2 separate regions of the Mus musculus genome follow, and region 2 is linked to region 1. A link is a loop called in an ENCODE intact Hi-C map of the cell type or tissue named here. Cell type or tissue: left cerebral cortex. All regions are shown on one strand.

Evidence for each region. A loop is a pair of places that touch in the nucleus more often than their neighbours do. Peaks named below come from ENCODE experiments on the same cell type or tissue, not always from the same donor. Only the 100,000 strongest peaks of a DNase experiment are listed, where the experiment ranks them.
Region 2: it touches region 1 in a loop (3-fold over the local background); 3 of 42 quality-filtered maps call a loop at or near these places.

Annotation. Positions count from the first base shown.
Region 1 is chr1:194,791,467-194,799,466 of GRCm38, forward strand. It overlaps Plxna2 (plexin A2), which reads left to right. Exons shown (of 32, transcript NM_008882.2): 18 at 2,263-2,502; 19 at 2,907-3,050; 20 at 3,357-3,591; 21 at 5,441-5,583; 22 at 6,074-6,342. Among named protein-coding and RNA genes, the nearest start is that of Mir3962, 27 kb to the right of the region's middle. In left cerebral cortex, no CTCF peak of the experiment used is centred here; DNase peaks (open chromatin) are centred at 1,825 and 4,056.
Region 2 is chr1:194,620,200-194,628,199 of GRCm38, forward strand. Plxna2 (plexin A2) reads left to right here. Exons shown (of 32, transcript NM_008882.2): 1 at 1-198. Among named protein-coding and RNA genes, the nearest start is that of Plxna2, 4.4 kb to the left of the region's middle. In left cerebral cortex, CTCF peaks have their summits at 4,412 (motif pointing right) and 4,615; DNase peaks (open chromatin) are centred at 404, 659, 1,564, 1,836 and 3 more places; H3K4me3 peaks cover 5,080 bases; H3K27ac peaks cover 3,947 bases.

The DNA of each region.
Region 1 (8,000 bases):
AACTAAGTACAGGTTTTAAAATACAGATTTTATTATCATTCCAAAATAGCCGACCAGAATACAACTTACAGATAAATTCTTACGAGAAGGATCCCTTATGCCAAGGCAGCAACCTTTAAGGCAGAAGAAAAAGCTGGCTCTAGCTTCTCTTAGTCTTCATAGAAAGGACGGTGCTACAGTGCCAGAGGATTGATTTGTGTATAGCAGTTGGCTCTAAGGCATGAGGGTCTCTTCCTGAGTCCTTGGTACAGAGTCATGGGATAATTAGGGCATGTGCATAGTATGACATGAGGTGGTTTGGGCTAGGGATGGCTCTGCCATTTGTTTTTACATGCAAAGTATGCCACCAAGTTGCAAGGCTTTTACTGTCTCAAGGTATTGACCAACCTGGGGAGGACCTTCTCTCCGGTTAACAGGATCAATATAAGGCACCAATAAATACAAAATGAGATGTGAGTATAGTATAGAGAGAATGCTACAATGTTAGCATGAGGGCAACAAGGGTGACTCCCAAAAGCTACAGCTTTCATCCTCAATGAAAAAACAAAAAATATGGCTTCAGCTTCCCTATTATATGACATCCTGAAAAGAACTAAATATAGTTCTACCTTCTGGGAAGAATTGGAGGGCTCTAGGACTACATAGTGACCTGCTTGGGGGTAGCCGGGCTTGCAGGCCTGAATGGAAGCATGGAGGAAGGCAGTGTCCCTAGAACATGGCCTCAAAGCACTGCCCAGTGCCTCTGTTTACAGTAGGAGGAAAGAAGTACTTTGCCCTTTTGCTCCATTTGGTCCCCACCTTAGCCTCAGCCTGGAGCTACCCTTTTACTTGTGTTCCAAGTTCCCAAATAGACAGTGAGGGGGACTGGCACAAAGCCTCAAAATGCATAGGGAAGTTGACAAACCGTACTCACTTCATTGCACTGATTGTTTCTCCTATGCCTATCAGTATCCCCAGATGCACCATGATATGGGCATTAAGTTGGAAAGGGACAGGAATGGAAACTGATCCCTAGAACAGCAGAAAAACCAGGGAAGCAGTTTTGTTTGGAAGGATTAAGACTGATTTGAAGTTCTGACATCACTTCTACATACCAGCTCTTTTCTGTGCTGTCAACTGTTTCACACAGGCATCTGTTTCTGGTCATGAAGCCTGTCTGTGTATATGTTCACACACACACACACACACACACACACACACACATGCGCGCGCGCGAGCACCACATGCTAGGTAGAATATACTAGAGTGTTCTGGGCTATTCCCTGTGACAGCCCGGTTCCCACAATGATACTGAGCTAACTGTGGTGCAGAGTAAAAGTTAGGAGAGCAAGCTGGAATCTGCTTTTTTTCCCCCTATGCCCTGCAATGGGTCTGTTAGTAGTTTCTTTGGTTGGATGTTTTCTTAGCTTCAGAACCAACCACTGCGGGGAGAATAGCAGATGGTGCTAACCAGGCACCAGTCAGTAGAATTTTGATGGCAGACCAAGAGACAAGGGAGAACATGAACTCAATGTCACTTCTGAGTGCAGATGAAGGAGAATGTGGCCAGAGAAAAGAAAGAAAGGCCCTGAGTGGCAGAATTCTGTCTACTGACCACTTTGTGCTGAGGCATTAGCTGAACACTGTGCAAGGCACAAAAAGCTCATCTCACCACTTTCTGTTCCACACCAAATACTCCCACCCCTAACCCCCACACATACTCCCTTACTGCAATTGTCCTCTTCAAACATTCTTACATCTTCAGTCTTTGCATTTGCTGTCTCCTCCAGCTGAAACTTATTCCTGCGCTACTCTTTGGCCTAGGTAAGCCTCTTGTTCTCTAGATAAAAGCATTCACTACTTCTGAGGGAAATCTTTCATGAATCCCGCTTTAGGCCATGCACACTCACAGACTTTCCGGAGCATCTGGTTCCTCCCACCAGAGTGTTCCTCATCCATTCATGCATTTCACAGCATCGTGCCCTGTGCTGCCCCAGGCTCTCTGTGGAGTAGCTTATAAAGCTTGTTTAATTAATCCAGAGCTGTCCCTTGGGACTACTTCATTCTGTGCACCAGACTCTCAGCCCAGTGTCTGCCAGAAAACAGGTGCTCAAAACAGTGTTAATAAATAAATGAGTGGGGTTAAATGCATTATCACCACATTTTTCTTAAGGGCCTCCTATGTAGTGAAGGAAGTCAAGCAAACAGAGGGTAAGAGGAGATGACAGACCCTCCTTCACCCACCAGGTGTTCAGGTTTGAATGCTGCTCTCTGCTTCCTTAGGTATGCACAGTGGTAAACACAACCACCCTCACCTGTCTGGCACCCTCTCTGACCAGTGACTACCGCCCAGGTCTGGACACTGTGGAACGGCCAGATGAGTTTGGATTTCTCTTTAACAATGTTCAATCCTTACTCATCTATAACGACACCAAGTTCATCTACTACCCCAACCCAACGTTTGAACTGCTCAGCCCCACTGGAATCTTGGATCAGAAGCCAGGCTCACCCATCATCCTGAAGGTAGGAAACATAAATGGGGAAGAAAAACCTGGATAGTGGTGGGAGAGAGCATTGCAGGCCCTTCCCTCTTGAGAAGGCCAGATCTCTAGATGCTAATACACAGGAGTCTTGTTGTACCCCACCTACCCTTAAATACGATGTGTCCTCCCCTCCACCTATATCTGTCCATTTTTTCTGTGTTTCCTTTTCTTTCCTCTTCTTCCTCTTTCCTAAACACCTCCTTTTTGGGGGGGGGGGTCCTCCTTTCATCTATGACTGGTTCAAGTCTCTTTAAAAACCTATCATAGAGGCTTACTGGTTTTTACATTTCTTCCCCATCCTGTCTCCTTTATCTCTTTTAAGTAGGTAATTATTTTCTGCTTGCAAATTCCAGTTCTCCTCATTAAGACACCTGTTCTCTACAGGGCAAAAATCTCTGTCCTCCTGCCTCTGGAGGGGCCAAACTCAACTACACAGTAATGATTGGAGAGACACCTTGTACAGTCACTGTGTCTGAGACACAGCTGCTTTGTGAACCTCCCAACCTCACAGGGCAGCACAAGGTCATGGTGAGTGAACCCTCTTCTGTCTCTTTCCTCTGCCCAACCTCACCATGTATACATGAAGAAAGCTTCCCTTCAACCTCAGTTCTGACTCATGCCCTCCATATTTTATCATCTCCATGTCCTATATCAAAATGGATAGCAGTTGGGTACACCTGAGTAGAAAGGCAAATTTCAAGGCAAGAATTACTTAATATCCAAATATGCGCCATACTGTCATAGTCTACCCTGCCATTGCTCACACTATAACACTGTAGGATATGATAGCACTCCAGGGCTCTATACCTGTGTGTCTGTGTGTACAATGCACAGGTTCACGTGGGCGGGATGGTGTTCTCACCTGGCTCCGTGAGCGTCATCTCCGACAGCCTGTTGACCCTGCCAGCCATCATCAGCATCGCAGCTGGTGGAAGCCTCCTTCTTATCATCGTCATCATTGTCCTCATCGCTTACAAGCGCAAGTCTAGGGAAAATGACCTCACACTCAAGCGGCTCCAAATGCAAATGGACAACCTGGAGTCCAGGGTGGCACTGGAGTGCAAGGAAGGTGAGTGCAGGTGCATTCTCTACTTCCTGGACTTCTCCTTCTTCACTAATCTCATCACCCTCCTTACATACAAACCTTGTCTTTATCTCTATCCTCTTTCCTCAAGCCTTCATACTCTATTCTTTCCCAGGAACTTTCCTGTCCCTGGGGTTGGAGAAGACCCAGGTATGCCCAGGTGTGAGGAGATAGGTCCATTGGCAGTGTTCACTGTTCCTGATCTACCCCAATTCAGTCCATAATTTAGCCAGCTGTCTCTTCCTTTCAGGACTAGTATGTCTTCACAGTAAGCATCTGCCAGGCCTCATTGTCTTAGACCAGATCCTTTAATTGCCAGTGTTCACCCCTTTCTGAATACTCACATGGAAGTCACAGCCAAGAACGTAGGAGAGCCCTGCCTCCTCCCCGGCCTATCATCTCCTAGGATTTGTTTTCTATCTCTGCTGTAGACTGAATGTTCCAAAGGCCATACTTGCTGACAGACAGCCTTGAGTGTGAAAGTGTGTAGGAGTGGAGATTGTATTTTCTCTCATCTCCCACACAGAAACATCCACGGGGTGACTGACAAGCATACCTGGCATTCTTTCAGGCTGAGGACCTAGCAGGCTCCTTGGGTAAACATATCAATTAAGAATCAAAACATTTTTCCTTTTGTGGCAAGTGGCTTTTCACAATCAAGCAACTGTTGAACAATGGAAAAGAACTGTACTGGGAGAGATGGGTCAAAACTCTCCCATCTCCCTTATATCCTAGCACGAAGATTTACCCCTTGACCTAGGAAGCCAGGGAGATACTTAGGAGCTCTTCACTGCCTGGACCTACCTTCAGGGTCAGCATTTGACAGCCAAGGTTTTCACATCCTGGTTCTTTTTCTTCCTAGGGGAAGGTTTGTTTATTCTGACCTTTGTTGAGCTCCAGAAGTTCTCCAATTGCTTCTACAAATACCTATAAAGGGCCTAAGTCATATTGTTCTCTTCTCTATATTTTAGCCACCTTTGCAACTGTAGAAGTAAAAAAATATAGATAGATGATAGACAGAAGACATAAAAGGTCTCCATCTTCTCATAACAGTTTGTTACTCAGATTCCATTCACTATAACAAGTCCCTGACGTAGTCACCCAGTAAAGACAGAGGAGCTGGGAGATAGCTCAGTCACATGCATGAGGGTCTGAGGTTGATCCCTACAATCCAGATAAAAACAAACAAAAACAAAAAAACAACTAGGCATTGTGGCATGGGCTCAAAATTCCAGCACAGGGAAAGCAGAGACAAGAGGATCTCAGCTCAGTGGCCAGCCAGCTTAACCTAATTTGTGAACTCCAGGCTAATGAGAACCCGTCCCTGAGGAGGTGTTTCTAAAGATGTCTGTCACCTAAGGCCATCCTCTGGATTCCAAAAGTACACCTGTCACAGACACTTTTGCATGTATCTATTCACATGCATACATACACTTTTTTTTTTAAGTTACTTTGGCTGAGTTTGGAAATTTTCTGTCTCTGATAAGTTAATCCTGTTTCGGGAAGACCTGTGGTAAGGCTGCACATAGTGGTTAAAGTGTGTAGCCAAGCAAAAAGTCAAAGAGGGAGACCCACTCTCTAAGATCTCCCCCAAGTTTCATCTCTCAAGTTCCCACCACTTCTAATAGCTTCAAGTTGGAGACAATGCCTTAAGCAATCCTTAAAGTCCTATAGTAAACAACCTATGGCAGAAACCTAGGACACCTTCCTCATTACACTCCTCTAACCTACTGCCTCTCTACCCCAGCTTCCTCCTCCAGACAAACTTTTCCCTCTCTCCTCTCTCCTGACTTGAACTCCTTCTAAGCTTTCCTGTCTTCACTCACTCTCACAGCTTTTGCGGAGCTTCAGACAGACATCAATGAGCTAACCAGTGACTTGGATCGATCAGGAATCCCTTACCTGGACTACCGTACCTATGCCATGAGAGTCCTGTTCCCAGGCATTGAGGACCACCCTGTTCTGCGGGAACTGGAGGTACTGCATGTCTTTTAATGATGTAGGCCAGGGATTCCCAGGAAGTCCAGAGAGCAGTATAGGGTTATGAAGGAAAAGAGCCAATAGTTTATAACTGCTTTAAAAATGGTAGGGAACAGTGGTTTGTGATAGACTTAAAAATAATGACTAGGGGCTCGTTTGTACATTTGTTGGTTTGTTTATTCAAGAGAATGAGTCAGGGCAGAGGAAATTACAGGAAAATTAAGCTGATAGATCATCTCATGTTGGGCCCTTGGGAAATGAGGTACATCTGTTGCCAATGCTGTTCAGAACCTCACCACCAAGACAAGTAGAGGGGACCCAGAAGACTTTAACCCTCACAGAACAACCCCCAACAACACAGTTGGGGGATAAAATGGCTGCAGCCCTCATAAAGAGGGTCCTAGAGCAGACATTATCACTATCATGTCCTAAGGGTCTGGATGGACATCCAGAGCCTGTCCTCTGAAGGTCATCCTGCATACCTCAGGTACAGGGAAATGGACAGCAGCACGTGGAGAAAGCCCTGAAACTCTTCGCCCAGCTTATCAACAACAAGGTGTTCTTGCTGACCTTCATCCGTACACTGGAACTACAGCGCAGCTTCTCCATGCGAGACCGTGGGAACGTGGCCTCTCTCATCATGACAGGCCTTCAGGGTCGCCTAGAATATGCCACTGATGTCCTCAAGCAGCTGCTCTCTGACCTCATTGACAAGAACCTGGAGAACAAGAACCACCCCAAGCTGCTTCTCCGCAGGTCTGATCCACAGCAGGGGAAGGGCAGTGTTGAGTTATAGACCTTGTCACATAGGCTCCTGTTATCCTCAACCCCTGGAAATGGCTTGCATGAAGGGTTGCTTGTGATTTTATACCAGCCCAGGATGGAGTGTGATCTTTTGCTGGTCCTGGGAAACCAGGTGACTCCCAACCTAAGTACATGGCTTATCTTGGGACGCAGCCTCACACCATGGGTGCTGCCTTTTTGTGGTTTGGTTTCCTCATAAACAAGATAAGAGGAATACTTGTCTCTGCTTCCAGACCTGTGTGCCTGAGCATGGTGTCACTGTTGACTAAATAAATCATACACTTTACTTTCTCCATCTCACTGATCACAATCCCAGTGTCCAGACACTGTTCTTGAGGCTACCATATTGGATAGTACAGGCAAGCAATTTCTCATCATCATGCTCAGATCTGATAGACATGCTTGGGGCCCAGCTTCCTAGCCTAGAATTGCTAGCATATACCCCCAACTCAGTTGCCACTTTTCTGGTAGGGCATAGATTTTAGAGACCCTGTATCTCTTCCTGCACCCACCCTCAGTTGAGATCATAATAAGCCCAGAATAAATCTAGGGGTCTGAGCAGCAGGAATTGAGTCTGTCACCTCCACTCAGGCTCTTCCTGCACCTTTGCTCGCTGGTCTTGGGTTTCCAGGCCACACTTGGGGTGGCTTTGTTTTATAAGCATTGAGGCCCCATCCTGCCAGTAGGAGCACTGAAAGCTCTCATTAAGAGCTGTTGTATTTAAATTAGAGATAATCTCAAACACAATGCTGGAAGAGGGTGCTGGGAGGGCCAAGAGAGAAAGCTGCAATCTCTTCTACCTTTGTCACTCTCTCCCAGCCCTTATTGCTAAGCAGCCCTGGCTTTTACTTCAGCCAAAGGGTATAATTTGCATCACATGTAGGGATTTAAAATACCCCTTCACATCCCCATCAACAAGGTCTGTCACAGTGCTTTGCTTTGTTTCTTCCCAAGTTCCCATAGCTGCAGCCTGGGTTGGAGGAGGGGAAAGAGGTTGTGCTTACAGAAACAGACCCCACTGTTGGCTAAACTCTTAAACACTGCTCTCCACCTAAAAGCTTAGAGAGCATATGAATCACGGGCCTAAACATTCTTATTTCCCTAGTGTTTTACTGTGGGGTAGGTGCTATCTTTCACATTTTAAATATATCAACCGATTCACCTCTAACAATTGAAAGTGTGAATTAATTATGACTGTGACTTACCCAAAGTTATATAGCCAATAAATAATATAGACTGGATTTGAACATGTGGCAATCGATGTTTGGAGAGGTGGGTACCTGGCATATACTACAGAGTACTTGAGTTGCAGAAACCACAGAGGAACAGGCAGATTCTCTTCATCATCAGAAGACCTGAGGGAGTAAGGAACTCATCCTTTACAGCCTGTGGGACAAGCATTTGTCTGCAAACCACATCAGGTGTCACCAACAGTTTGTGGAACCACACACAGAGCAGCAAAATCTTGGGGAATGACCTCCCAAGCAATTTCCCATTAAGTATAGGAAAGAGCTCATTCCTGGCCAGTCACTTCTAATTATTGCTGGAGTTCGGTTGGGTTGCTAGGGTCCAGTCTTAGCCCTATGCTTTCTTACACACACATGACAAGC
Region 2 (8,000 bases), 170 kb before region 1:
GGAACCATTCGGGGGCCACCCCAGGAATACAGGCAAGCGGCCGGCGCGGGCCGAGGATTTTAATGATCCTGGGTTACATGTGGAACTGGCTGCCAGTGTGACTCCCGTCAGGCAGGACTGGGCGCACGCTGCCCTGGGCAACCGCCAGTTGAGCGGACGAAGAGGGGACGCAGGGACAGACAGACACTGCCGAGCTGGGTAAGCAGCGCCCTCCGCCCTTTCCCCGAGCGCGCTCCCGCGGCGGTTCCTCCGGCGCAGCCTCCTCAGGTCCCCTTGGGGTCCCGGCCCCGGCCCCGGCTTGGTTGTGGCGGCGAGTATACGCGCGTGATCCGCCACTTTCGCAGCTGCAGTCTCCTGTCCAGGCTTCCGGGCCATAGACTCCAGCGGCTCTGGTGGTTCCGGCGCTCCGTGGCGCGCTTATAGCGCGCACCTGCCGGCTGTCTGCAGCTCTGGGGAGCGCCTGAGCGACGAGGTCGTCCCAGGGTTGGAGCCCAGAGAGGGCCTCCGTGGCACTAGCAAGATAGCCTGGAGCGACTATGGCCGGAGGCCGGTTGGGGGGCGTTCACCAGGCAGTGTAGTCCCGGGTGGCCGCTGGCTGTTCCAGTGGTTCAGTAGACTGGGAATCACCGGGAAGGAGAAGGCATCCTTTGCGTGCGTTCCGGGAATCTGTGAGAACGGTTTGGAAGCACTGTAGTTAAGTGTTCCTGTCCCCATCCCCCATGGCATAGTGCCCAGCTGGGGCCAGCCCCCTTGGTTTGAGCAACAGTGGTGCTGGTTGAAGTGGGAGTTTGTCCAGAGTCCAAGAGGCTCCTTAAAGCTCATTTCCCTCCATGTACTCTTTTTTGCCCTACCTCACGAAGTGATAGGATCTTAGAAAATTCCAGTTTCTTTTACTCATAGGTAGTCTTCGTAAATGTTCATCTTGAGCTGTATGTCAAAAGCTGAAAATGTCATTCCTAGGGCCCTCAAAAATGCCCACCTGTTTAACATGACCCTTGCCCTAGGAAGGGCTATCTCTTCAAATAGCTCAAGTAGAGATAAGAGGGAGAAAAAGCTGGGGGGAGGGAGGGGGTGCAACTTGGGAGAACAGGTCAGTCCCTACCATCTGGAAAGGAGAGTAGTTGTTGAGGGCAAGAATGTTCAGTGAAGATCCAAGATCACAGACAGATTAACTCTCTAGCCACTCATATGCACAACAGACAGAGGTGGATGGCTTTGGGGAGTGAGGCTACCAGATGTCTCTGAAGGCCATCTGTGGGGGATTAGACATTTTGAGACACAGCCATCCTTGCAGTGGACCAGGTCTGTACAGTTGAGTATCTGGGCTAGAACACAGACAATACTGAGATGGCTGCTTTCAACAGACCTGGAGTCAGGTTCAGCTCTCTGCAATTCCACACAATAGCAGGCCTGTCATACTCAGTCTCTTTCCAGATCTTGAAACTTCATTCTTCGCTCTGGGCTGACTATGAATGTTGGGGCTTTCCAGTAAGAACCCGTGCTCCTAGAGGAGCTTAACCCTGGCTGGAGGAATTCAGCTGTTCCTAATTGAAATGCACAACTTTCTGTGTAATCACCCTGGAAAACTCCTACAGTTGCAAGCAGCCCTCCATCCGCTGACCTCCAGGCAGGAAGATAGAAGAATTCATTAACTTCTCTTCTCCCCACAGAGCATCATTGGAAGTAATTACCTGTGATCTCTGCTGGGTGGCCTAGGGGTGGAAAATTGAGAGAGGGCAGGGAACCAAGGAAACAGAGTGGAATCTTGCCCCGTACCCCAGGAGGTTGCTTTTTTGTTTGTCTTCTACCTGACATCACCTCCTCTTGGTGCTAAGCCCCCACCCATCCCACAACTTGCCTCTACTACCACTCGCTAGTGTTACCTAAAGAACCTGTCTTCTCTTTTTCACAGTTAATCTTGTCCAAAAAATCTGTTGATAAAGGGGGCTCTGACTGATCTCTGTCCCCATACTGTCCTCAGAAAATTTGCACTGGGATGGGGGTAAATAGTCTTGAAAAACAAGAGAATATGGCTTTTGACCCATCTATAGAGGACACTCTGCTGAAGAGCAGCAAGCTCTGAGGTGCCAACGAGTTGGATAGTTTTCCCTCCAAGGGAAAAAAAGGCAAGGGGGTCTCTCAGCTGTTCCATTTTCATTGTTGTCAGGGCATAGGGACAAGGACCCTCACAGACTGGATCCAGGCAGGGGTGAAGAACAGCTGACCTTTTGGCCTAAGACTAAAGGAAGAACAGACAATAATAACATATGACTATCACTCAAGACTATGCCATCCCAAGGCTGCCGGTCCCTATCAGAGCTGCCCCGAACATCTCTCCTGTCTCTAGACTGTCAATGAAGGACTGCCCTCCAACATCCTTGACCAGGAGAAGTTGTATATGTGGTAGATGGTTAAGTTCAGCATCTGTTTTGCAGGAGTTATGTGCTCTAAATAAGGTTGGGAAGCCTCAAAAAACAGCCTCTACTAGGCCCCCTCTCCTGCTTACAAATACTCCTGATTATTCAGCTAATCTTTATTTCATGGGCAAGGAGACACAGGAGCAGGAGGGGAAGCCAGTGACATGCTTAAATACACAGGACAGCAGCTGGCAGGAGCTTTAAGCTTGCCAGCACAAGCAATCCCGAAATATTTCTGGTACTGGAGTCATCACTGTTTGTGGAGCCTTATGGTTTCTATTCCACCTTGCTTTCTATGACTGCCTCTGGAAGATACAGGATTTGGTGTCGGGGAGGCAATTCCTGTTTCCAGTCCCCCCTCCCCAGCTGTCTTCCTGCATTGCCATACAGCTGTCTCTGCACAGAGAGACTAGGGTACAATATACTTCTGTCCATTATGGCAAATGGAGAGGCAACCAGAGCCAACCCCCCTCCTAACCCCATGCAGATCATAAAGAGACAGGAGCATTGTGTTACAGTCTGTTAGCTGGAATAATCCAAGACTGCCTACAGGAAAGCAAGAGAAGCGGGTTTTGAGGTGCTGGGTGAAGTTTTTACAGCTAATATGTACAGCACCCCAACACTACCTTTCTCCCATTGTTACCCCTCCCCCCAGGGCTGTCTGTTATCAATTCATTCTATGTGAGTGTTCTGTTTCTTCCCATCACATATGCTCAGTTCAAACAATGATGAATGGAACCGATTCCCTTATGGGAAACAGTTTTTTCACTTAGTTACAAAGATTTCATGCCTGATTAGAGCAAATGAGGGGTGGGTGTGCCATCCCCTGCTTTTTTTTTTTTTTTTTTTTTTGGTCATTTCTAAAGGTGACCCCCCCCCCCCCCGTGGAGACAAAAAGAAAGGCAGTTCGCTGGGGTCAAACAGCTGGTCCCATTGCGCCTATTGGAAATGGCTGGTCTGAAGAAGCCACCCCTTTCCTCTGCTCAGCCCCCAGACTTCTTTGGGCCCTACTTCCTAGTATATGGGGATATGGAACCTCTGTACAACTCATTGCTCAATATTAGATTGGAGGGCAGGAATAGAAGTGAGAATCATTTTTGTTGGGGATAAGGTCCCTATGGAGTTCTAGTATGAGATGAGAGAAGGAAGGGAGGGTGGCAAGAAAGGCTTACAACTGAGCTCCTCCAGAAAGTTCCCTGCTTCAGCAGCTGGTTAATCATTATCCTGACTTGGTCTGGCTTAGTCTCTCATCTGGGTAGCAGGTTATCTCTGGGAAACCCTGAGAACCAGCAGGTGTTCTCCGGCAGTCTTCTCTTCTCCGAACAGAGTGGTTGGTGTTGGCCTTCTCTGCTGTCTTCCTATAGTCCGTGGCATAGTACCTGACCCATTCACTCTCCCCTCTTCTTCTTTAAGCATCCCTCCTTACCTGTCCATTTGTCCAGGCTTTACCAATTGTTTACATGTCAGGGTGCAGCCAGCGACTGAGGAGAAGACAAGGGCTGGTTGAGTTGAGAGGTCTGGCTTCACATGGAACGCCAAGCAATTTGGGTACAAATAGTGACCAGTTTGTTTGAAAATGAGTTAGCGGGGGATAGAGAAGGGAGTTTGAACAAAGCCTCTTGTTCTTCCTACCGAAAGACTGGTTCACTAAAGACTCTGAACAGCTCTGGCCTGTGGTCCTGTTCTAGATATCTGAGGTTAGATCACTTGATAGGAGGTCCTCCCAAAGTACTTGGCTCATCAGAGCTGCCTTGCTGAACTCTACAGAAACGCAGGTAGAAATGGAGCATGTAGCTCAAGATACAGGCATGAAGGCGCACTTGCCATAATAGAAGTCAGGATGTAGACAAGGTCTCAGATAAACAGAGAGACAGGCAGGAGACACAGGGAAGATAAAGATACTGACAGTGTACTGAGATGGGAGAGCCAGTGACTGAGCCCCAGGCACAGGCTCCTTCAGTGAGCTCAGAGCCTGAGGCTCTGGGATGCAGGAAGCCAAAGTAGCAGGTTTTCTCCACTAGAGGGGACTCTTCAAAACCACAGGTTCTGAAATACTGGCTTTTGTGCTTTTTCTTTTCTTATTTGGGGGGAACCGGGGGAGGGGGGGCTATACTGGAAACCCCCAGCCATTACTGCTCAGAGACCACAACTGGAATGGCAGAGGGCAGAGCTGGAACTTTTCAGCCCTGTTTGGCACAGAGGAATGAGATTAGGGGAGAGAAGGGCCCAAGAAGTAAGGATCAGCTTCATTATAAAATGTTCACCAGGCTTACAGGGGAGGCTAGCATCATAGGGAATGTATAGGTTCCTGTGCATGCATGTGTGTGTGTGTGTGTGTGTGTGTGTGTGTGTGTGTATAGATATAACTCTGAGAGGCCAGCCCCACAGGACTTGTCTGGGTTTAGGGGGCTGAGAGAGGCTTAACCCATACAGTTCATGTCTGGGTGGCTAGGGGAAGGGATGTTATATTCAAGTCAGCAGGCAGTTCAGTCCTGGATGTCTCATCAAGTGACTCTTGCCTTTTTTTTTAAACCAGCAAGTAAAATTTTGGCCCATCCCCAAGTCCCTGTCACAGGCCTGCTCGTCTTCTTACTCCCTAATGTGGATTTCCAGCCAGTCTCAGCAGTGGCAACACTGCTCCGAGGGAGACTTTTTTTAAAAAGACCTTTCAGGAACTAAACGCATGTCAACGTTGTATCACTGACTTAATCTTTGTCTTCATATTCTCCCTGGGAGCCTGTCTCTGAATTCTAATTCCCCCTTTCATTTCAAAGGAGGACAATATTGAGGGAGAACAGGCATAGAGTGCAGAGGCTTCTCTCATCCACAGAGATAATAACTGTCCAATGGTAGATGGAAAAATATTGAAGTTTGGGGATGGGCAGGGAATCAGAGATCAGTGTCCCTCCAGATCTGATACCATCCCCTGATATTTAATCTCAGCTTCCCTCTGGCTTAAACTTACTGAGGGTCAAGAGTGGAGTGGAGGGAGGACATAGGGAAAGAAAGAAGCAAAACAAGATAAATGTGTCCGGTTATGAAAGTTTAATCCTGCTTTTCCTTGCCTGAAATTACTTTCAGGATGAGAGAAAGAACAGTAAGTTCAACTTGTCTTTCAGAAGCAGGGTGGGGAGGGGCCCTGGGGCACAGACTGAATATGTGGTAAGGTAAATGACTCTTTTCCCTCTATGACCCCCAACATGCATGTGTGTGCAGACTTGCACACAACACACATACCACACACACACACACACACACACACCCCTCAGAGGCTTCCAGAGCCTTCTGGAGGCCCCATTTCTGCCCTGCTCCACCTTCTGCGAAGACTCAGACTCACAGACTTTCTTTTTTATGTTTAAACAGCCTACCTTGTAGCTTTGGTTTCTCCTTTGGGTGTTAAGAGAACATTACTTGAGTATTTGAGCTACTGTTTCTGCCCCTTATGGCAAGCCACACAGACACTGAAAGCAGGAATCAGAACACATTCAGATTTAAATAGGTGCAGATTGATCTTGTGCTTGTGTGCTGCCAAAAATGTGGTAACTCAAAGCCCAAGGATAGAAGGGCAAAAGCTTCCGCCTTCAAGGAACCACAACCGCAATGTCTGGTGCTGAGGGAGAGAACTGCACAACCACACCCCCCCAGGCACCAGGCAAAGAAGGCAGGGTGGGGTTAGCCATGACTAGCCTCCTTCCCTTCCTGAAGAAGGTTGTTGCTCAGAGCTTGTACCCTGTGTCACTCAGTACATGGCAGATTTCTGGGAAGAACTGGCTGGTACCTGAGAGATCCAGGGTACTGTTAGTAGGAGCTATTTAATTCTACCTCCCTACCCTCTGCCCTTCCCCCATGGGTGAGGCAGCACTAGAGTTGTTTCCTACAACACCATTTCTCACAGCAAAGTATGGAGAGGTTTTCCTGCTGCATTCTTCCCCAATATCCCAGAAGTGGAAGTGTGGACACTAGTGTGGTTCAACAGGAAATGTCACTGTTTGTCCCTATTTCAGCCTGAGTGTCCTAAATGAATCCTATCTGAGATGAAAGCCAAGGAGGGCTAGCAGAGGGAGGTTAAAAGGAGGTAGATGTCAGCTCTCTTGGGGACTCTGATCCCATCATGGGAAATAGAACTCCCTGAACCTTAGGGTGGAGGGCCTTGTACTAGGGTGTCCCAGACTAGGGATAGGCCTGGGCTTCAAGAGACCTGAGAAGCCCTTACAGTTATGCCCTGGAACATCTATGTGGGTTTTTTGTTTTTTGTTTTTTTGGGTTTTGTTTTTTTTTTTTTTTTTTTTTTTGGAGAGAGGCCTGCTAATCCATCCATTGTAAAGAATCTCTGTAGTTTAGGCCTTGTACTATAGTTGGCAACTTGGCTTCTCAAGTGTCAACCCAGTACAGCTACTCTGCTGTGGACAGAAAACTTGTGTGAGGCTGACTTAGAGTGAGTAAGAACACTCCAGGGACAGCTCAGACGGCTGGGGAAGCCACCATGACAACTTTTCTGTAATCATAATCATGTAAGGCACATGACCTTTCTAAGCAGGAGATAGGCTAGGAGAGGGGTGGGCTTAGGAAGGGTGGGTAGAAAGCTCTGCCTCCCTGTGGAGACTGAGGACCAGAAGGTTGGCAAAGTGGCAAGGGGATGTTGCAGCTTTGAAGTTGTTTCCTGCTTCTAAAAGTGAAAGGTCTCTACTGAGCTGAATAAATATTACACTGACTTCTGACCTCTCACCTTCCCTGTCTGTCCCCCATCCCCACTTCCTCCTCTTCACTTTCTTCAGGAACAAAAATACCTGAAGGAGAAGAGCCTGGTTTCTGAACTCCCTGAAGGACTATTTCTCAGTAGAGCTCAAACTCCTTCCCCATTGTGAGCCAGCAGAGCCCCACTCTGGGTCTCCACTTCAAGTGTAAGTGCTGGTGTTTCTTAGAGTGTCCAGAGACCTAGAGTAGGATGGCTGACCCCAGCTTCAACCTGCTTGGAGCTTCCCAACTTATCCTTTCAGTCAGTGACAGAAACCTGCAGCACCAGGACTTTTGTAAGGTACCCCCAGATCCTGTAAACACCTCCAGGTTTACCCAGAAGAATGAAGTTCTTATCTGAGTACCCAGGCAGCAATCCCTCCAGGTTTTCAACTCAAGCACTTTGGGAGTAATATGAACCACATGTGTAGCTGGAACCAGGAAGCCTCACACAGAGGGTGTGAGACCTACTAAGAGCCAGACAGATGGCCAGGAAGAGTGTGGTGTCACACAGGCTCCTGCTACATAAGAACAAAGGAGGAACAAAGGGTTTCCCTTCACACTTTCTGCACCCTTCCTGGGGGCTTCTCACCTGTTGACTGCTCCATACCTCCATTTGCTCCCTGGTAGCAGGAGGGAGAAGAGAGCATGCCTGACACTCTGGTGAGCTGATTCCTCCCTCCAACCCAGTACCTCTGTCTCTGTCTGTGCATGTGATAGGGTTTGTTTGTTTGTTTGTTTGTTTGTACATTGTGATGTTCAAGAGCTTTTATTTGTCTGTGCTTCTGGAGCTAGGTAGAAGTTTGTTAAGGGAGTTAGGAAAATGATGAGTGCTGCCAACTGGAAAAG